Linked DNA regions of Homo sapiens: region 1 is linked to region 2. Evidence: chromatin contacts called from ENCODE Hi-C data. All regions are on one chromosome and are shown on one strand. Each heading gives the region's core, a stretch centred on a gene start or an enhancer-like site at or near the end of the contact. The rest is flanking DNA. Distances are from core to core; before and after follow the strand shown. Region 1 has its middle 270 kb from the start of LINC02227. Region 2 overlaps CLINT1 (clathrin interactor 1).

Region 1 (2,995 bases), core at 255-2,754, 860 kb before region 2:
AGACTCCGGGAATCCCACATCCCTGGTAGCAAACAAACCTCAGAGACTGGGAGAAGAGAGAAGATGTAGGAGTCTGTGGACAGGAGGAGAGTTAAAGTAGATTCTGTTAACCAAGTTAACTTATTTCAGTTTAATTGTATCATTACTGATGGATGGAAACCACAGGCCATGTCTTACCCTTTTTACTCTTCTTTTCAACCACTGAAAAGAACAAAATTCTCTTTGCCAGGCTTGTAGTTCTTTATAATTTTCCAGATTACCCTCCAATTCCAAGTGGACAAAGCTCTGTGTTTTTTTTTTTTTTTTGTCCCCCTTCGCCTTCCTTTGGCGATGAGGGGGTATTTTTAACCCAGCACCTTTAAACACAAACACACTAATAAAAATCTCTGAATCTAGACAGACAACATTTGTTAAAAAAAATATGCAGAAAAACAATTTGTACATACTATGAAGAGGCTGAGGAGTTAGGGTGGAGGCACATTTTCTGGGCAAGATTATACCTCTGGTATTTTTAAAATCAGTAAATACATCATAGGTCCAATGTGGCAAGATTTGGTGTGGGTTATATAGCCGCAGTGATCTCTTTTCTGGTCTCAAAGTATTCCTCATGGAGATAGCAAATATGTCATATGAAAAAAGGCTATATAATGCCTATTTCCCACTCCATGCCCAGGTGGCACTGCCACTGACTTCAAAGCATGCCTTATCCTTGTACCTGCCGCCCTGCAGATAATGTATAAAATAGCAGAGAGACAGACACATGTGCATGCCGAGCAGTGTGCTTTAAACATCTCAATATATTACCTGGCATGCGGGGTGCATCCTGACTGCTCTATGGATGCTTCCCTCCCGCCCTCCTGCCTTTGATATGCAAGAAGCTAGGGCCAAATCAGCCACTCCGTCATTTCCATTATAAGTATCTTTGGGGATGCGTGCTTTGGCAGTGAGGTGCCAGGGCCCCAGATTGGACCCCACCATGAAGTTCTCAAAGCTTAGCAATTTTGCAGAATTTAATGGGCGTTGGGAGACGATTTTACAGACTGATTTCCAGGAGCACAAATATTCAAATTGCTCAGCCCCTATTTGAAGACAGATCTGAAGGTGCACCTTACAACCTGTGTGGAGCAGGCTCTTTTGAATCTTGTCCTTGAAACAAAAAAAGGGGGGAGAAAAAGAAAGAAAGAAATGCAGCGCCCCCTGGGACTTTACCGGCAGAGACTCTAAGTGCAGCGTGACTGCAAAGGCCTGCCAGGAGTCCTTGGGGCAGGAGGGAGGAAGGGGATGAGAGAGACCGGAGATGAGAAGGGCCTTCAACAGCCATTGGGGAGGCGGTGGCGGGGGAGAAGAAAGGGAGACACGTACTAAAAACAACAGAAACACAGGTGGAAACGGCCTTGTGGGAAATCAGCCTGTCAACAAACAAAGCTGGAGGCTGGAAACCACTGCCTCACCAGCCCAGCTCCTGGGCAAGGAGATTGTTCTGTAAATAAATTAGCGGTGACTTTGACTGCTTGGAAATTAATACTGACACCATGAAAGCAGCAAATGGCTCCCTTTTATCAGGAGCAGAAGCACTACACTTCGCAAACGGATCTTCTTTGCCTTTCCCTGTTTTATTTTGCTTTGTTTTCTCGGGGAAAGTAAATTAGAGCCACTTACATCAGCAGCTCAGGTTAAAGAAGGGGAAGAAGAGAGAGAGAGAGAAAAAAAAAGTTTCATTTCATGTACCAGTGGCTTAGAACTTCATTTAAAGCTAATCACGCCCCCCACTTTCTGCGAGCCATTTCTGACAGCCAGCATAGCCTAGAATGCCCATTGAGAGACCCAGGCACAGTGAGCTTTGCTGGAGTTGCACCCAAAGAGTGGGGAAGTGGTCTCCAGGTTTCTGTCAATGGTTGAGAAAGTGCAGTTTCTAGAAAGAGTCAAGTCATCTAAGGTCTAACTTTTAAGAGCTGCCCAGTGTGGGCTTCTTCCAGAGGATCTCAGGTATTTCCTTAAACATGTACTCTTCTTCCAGAAAGATGACTGCGTTGTTTTTTTTTGTTTGTTTGTTTTTTACCTTCAGAAGATAGGAGTACCTCCAAATTTATCAGGTAAAATAACTACCTTTATGAACGTGACCCAATAAGGCAAAGCAAAGGCCTTGAAACTGTAATCATGTTTATACTCTTGTGAAAAATCAGAAAATCTGTCTTTTCGCTCTATCTTAATCATTGCCCTTCCCCCAAACAAAATGGACCAGTGATTTTAAAGAATCAGATACCTTTAGAAAAATTGCATATTGCAAATCTCTATCACTCAATATCCTACTAGTAAAAACTCTCTCTTGACAATTTCTGTACATCTGTGGTAAACTCAAAATTGATGGTGGCAAAAAGGACCTTGAAGCCTCATAAACTCTTGAAGCATGTTCTGGACTATAAAAGGTGCAATTATTTAATCTAATTTTACCAGAAATTACAGTTGTCTCTGCCTTGGAAGAGTGATAATCCATAGGTAATAGTCATGGTGACTCTGAAATAGCCAGAATCCTAGATTAGTGAGAATGACTCCAGTACCACCAGACATCAGAGTCTTTATTGCATATTAATTCTTTAGCTCGTGTTGAGACAAGCTTGCTGGGACTCCTTTGTTACTTTGTTACAGTTGCAAACTCCCATGTAGACAAAGAAAGTCAAAAGAAAACTTAGCCCTTGCACACCCAGCAATAAAAGATTGTAATGGACACAAAACACCACAACAAGCTGCTTCATTATGAAGTGAATTAGAGGTGCTGCAACTCGCTGCAGGGATCCCTCAAACTGTCAAGAACTGAGAAACACCTGGGAAGTAGCTGATGCTAGAAGGGACGTAAGGAAAGCACAGGAAAGAAACTAGAATTGTGTCAAGGACATTGGGCACATGAGTGGTGAGCCACAGAGTAAACACGGAGTGACCCATGTTGTGGCTGTCCCCTCCAATCTCACATCGCAGTGCTCTTACCAGGAAGGGCCTT
Region 2 (3,211 bases), core at 634-3,133:
ATCAATTCTACCTCTAAAAACTGGACTGAAACTTACCAAGTAAAATAATTTGATATTATCTGAATGTCAAGTAGTCAAATAAGCAGAAAATGGAGAATAAAGAGGAGGGCTACGATGAACACTAATAATTTACAAACTGAATAGTTGACCCTTGACTAACTGAATACTGGCTGTGTTTACATAGCTCTAGAAGCATGTGTTAGTCCATTTTCATGCTGCTGATAAAGGCATACCCAAGACTGGGAAGAAAAAGAGGTTTAATTGGACACAGTTCCACATGGCTGGGGAGGCCCCAGAATCATGGCGGGAGGTGAAAGGCACTTTTTACATGGCAGCAGCAAGGGAAAATGAGGAAGAGGCAAAAGCAGAAACCCCTGATAAGACCATGAGATCTTGGGAGGGATAGCATTACATATGCCTCATGTAAATGACGAGTTAACGGTTGCAGCATACAAACATGGCACATGTATACACCTGCACGTTGTGCACATGTACCCTAGAACTTAAAGTATAAAAAAAAAAAAAAGACCATCAAATCTTGTGAGACTTACTCACTACCACTAGAACAGTATGAGGGAAACCGCCCTCATGATTCAAATTATCTCCCAACAGGTCCCTCCCACAACACGTGGGAATTATGAGAGTACAATTCAAGATGAGATTTGGGTGGGGACACAGCCAAACCATATCAAAGCATGTGTGCAAAACTTGAGGATGGTAACTTCTCGCAGTTGGCACTAAAGATCTAGTGAGTCAGTGTTGCTGAGTTGTGCAGAGTGAAGTTGCTGGAGTGTTCTGAGAAGCAAATGTGAAAATGAGTAAAAGCACTTTGGAAACAACAAACAGTTTCATAAACAATAATGATTGTGTCTATGGATTTTATTCTTGTATTCTTCATTCTTTGGTGATTCCTTCCATCTTTCATTCCCTCTCTTAACTTTCTTTTTGGCCTAATATTAGAGTCCGTTAAGATTTGGTATTGTTAGCCAGTTATACTGCTGAACTACCCAGTAGTTGTAACTGTTACATTTAAACAGTGTGATCCTAGTAATTACCTATCTTTATCAGGACAGAGAAACCTACTCTTCAAGTCACTCATTTTCAAGACTCTTGTTTTAAGCAAAGAGAAAGTTAATATGTTGAGTAAGCCTAGATAGAACACATGTGAGAAGGGCTCATTTTGTACTTTCTGGTGACTATTAGATTGTTCTGAAAATTACAGATACTATTTAAACTAGTGAAGAAATGTAAAAATTACAGCAACATTTTTTTTCCTGGTTTATGTTCTCTTGTGAAACAGCAGCATTTCTTAAAGTTATTTTTCTTCTTTTACTTTCCCTCCATTATTACATCTCATGTCTGTTTATGTTTGCAGAAATTAAATACAGATAAAAATCTGGAAATAAAAGGTAGTTATTGATGGTGACAGCAGAAATGTTAAAAATCATTAGATATTTTGTGGGTCAAGTTTTCTTTTGGTATTACTGTCAGACTGGTTTAAAATAATATACAGAAAATTTTTTTGGTGTTATCAAAGTATTCTTGGTTACCTTTAAGTGTTATAATGATAATTACATGAAAGGAAATGTAAGTAGAAAAGCCTGTATCCAAAGACTTTGAGCCTTCAACAGAAGGTCATAATAATGGTTGCCGGTACTTTAAAAAAAACAACAACTAAGTGTAAAGAGATAATTTTTTAAAATTTCAAGTTAGGAATCTCAATTTAGGATTGGTGAAAGTCCGTAAGTCACTTGTTTGACTGTAGTGTTAGTTTAAATGGTATGAAATTTATTGGGGAGGGGCGGTGTCTTTTTCTGTAATTTTGTTTGCAGATCAAATTCTAGACCTTTGTCTGGATTGTTGTGTGTGTGTTTAAGAAACCGTTGAGAGTGCCCCCTCTAGCGTCTGTGATATATTCTTAAAACATTTGTGTCAGAAGTTTTCAGAATTAAACTAGCCATTTTTTTCCTTTCAAATCTGGACATAATTTTTATTTTTATTTTTAACACGGAGGGATTGTTTTCTTTTTTAAAAAAGGTCACTGGAATTATGGGTAGGGCATAGATTGAGGGCAGTAGAAAACATGAGAAAGGAAGGATTAAAATGCCATTTCTACCTTTTTAGAAATAGTTATTTTTAAATGACCTGGAATAAGGCCAAACCATACAGTGTTGTTTTTAGTTTACATTTGTTTCTGAATTAGTTGAAGCTTAAAATACTTTGTCTTGGAATTCTTTATGCCATCAAATCTCATCTTGAGGGGGTTCTTTGCAGTTTCTGAAAGCAACAGCTTCATTGGAAAATAGCTTTTTTTGGGGGAGGGGAGTGGGAGACAGGGTCTTGTTCTCTGTAGCCTCAACCTCCTGGGCTTATGCAGTCCTCCCACCTCAGCGTCCTGAGAAGCTGGGACCACAGGTACACGCTACCACGCCCAGCAAATTTTTGTATTTTTTGTAGTGATGGAGTTTTGCCATGTTGGCCAGGCTGGTATCGAACTTCTAGGCTCAAGCAATCCACCTGCCTCATCCTCCCAAAGTGCTGGGGATTACAGATAGGAGCCACTGCACCTGGCCTGGAAAATAACTTCTAATAGATCTGGTTTCTTTGTGTAAGCGTTCTGTTATTTTTTTGTTTTATGTTTGCCATATCCTCCTGTGGATATACTTAATAACTATATTGTAAGTATGTTCTGATGGCTCCCATTGTTTTTCAACCAAAGAAATGAGGAGATTCTTAGATTATTGGCTCTCTGCCACCTCTCCCTCTAAACACAGCACTCACACAGGCCTTCAGCTAAGAATCTTGTGAAGGGTTACGGAAACAGAACCTTTCTTATTTGACCCATGGGCCTTTGTCGCTTGAACAAGGAAAGCAGTGTTCTGAAATCTACAGCATTTATGAAGGCTCTGGTAAAAATATTTCATGTACATGGACTGGAGATTAACTTCTTTCATCTTGTTCTCCAACAAATTAAACAATGCAAAGAGATTTCAAGTGCATTCTTGGTAATGAAATGCTTGGGTGAATTATAATCCTAATTGCTATTGTTCATTTTCACAGCTGCATTTTGACACTTTTAACTGCCTAAGCCACGCATTCTTCAGCCACCAGGATAAACAAAAGCATTCTGAAATTCATCATTTTGTGGCATCTTAAATTGTGAATCTGTTATTGGCTGCCTTAGTTTTATTTTGGTTCCATGGTTGATAAA

What was found. Hi-C counts contacts between places; a loop is a spot of excess contacts on that map. Pooled maps may share reads with other maps.
Region 1: a pooled map shows a loop between it and region 2 (1.9-fold over the local background). The contact joins two enhancer-like sites. A Hi-C loop is called at or near these places in 2 of 37 single-sample maps with no recorded cell type and 2 of 50 pooled maps.

What each region holds. Positions count from the first base shown.
Region 1 is chr5:158,675,585-158,678,579 of GRCh38, reverse strand. No RefSeq gene overlaps it. Among named protein-coding and RNA genes, the nearest start is that of LINC02227, 270 kb to the right of the region's middle. RefSeq lists an enhancer at 1,169-1,218. Within about 2 kb of position 1,504, at least 3 of the 41 ENCODE cell types and tissues checked have a DNase peak (open chromatin) inside an H3K27ac peak, as active enhancers do.
Region 2 is chr5:157,819,528-157,822,738 of GRCh38, reverse strand. The region is part of intron 1 of CLINT1 (clathrin interactor 1); the gene reads left to right. Among named protein-coding and RNA genes, the nearest start is that of CLINT1, 38 kb to the left of the region's middle. Within about 2 kb of position 1,883, at least 3 of the 41 ENCODE cell types and tissues checked have a DNase peak (open chromatin) inside an H3K27ac peak, as active enhancers do.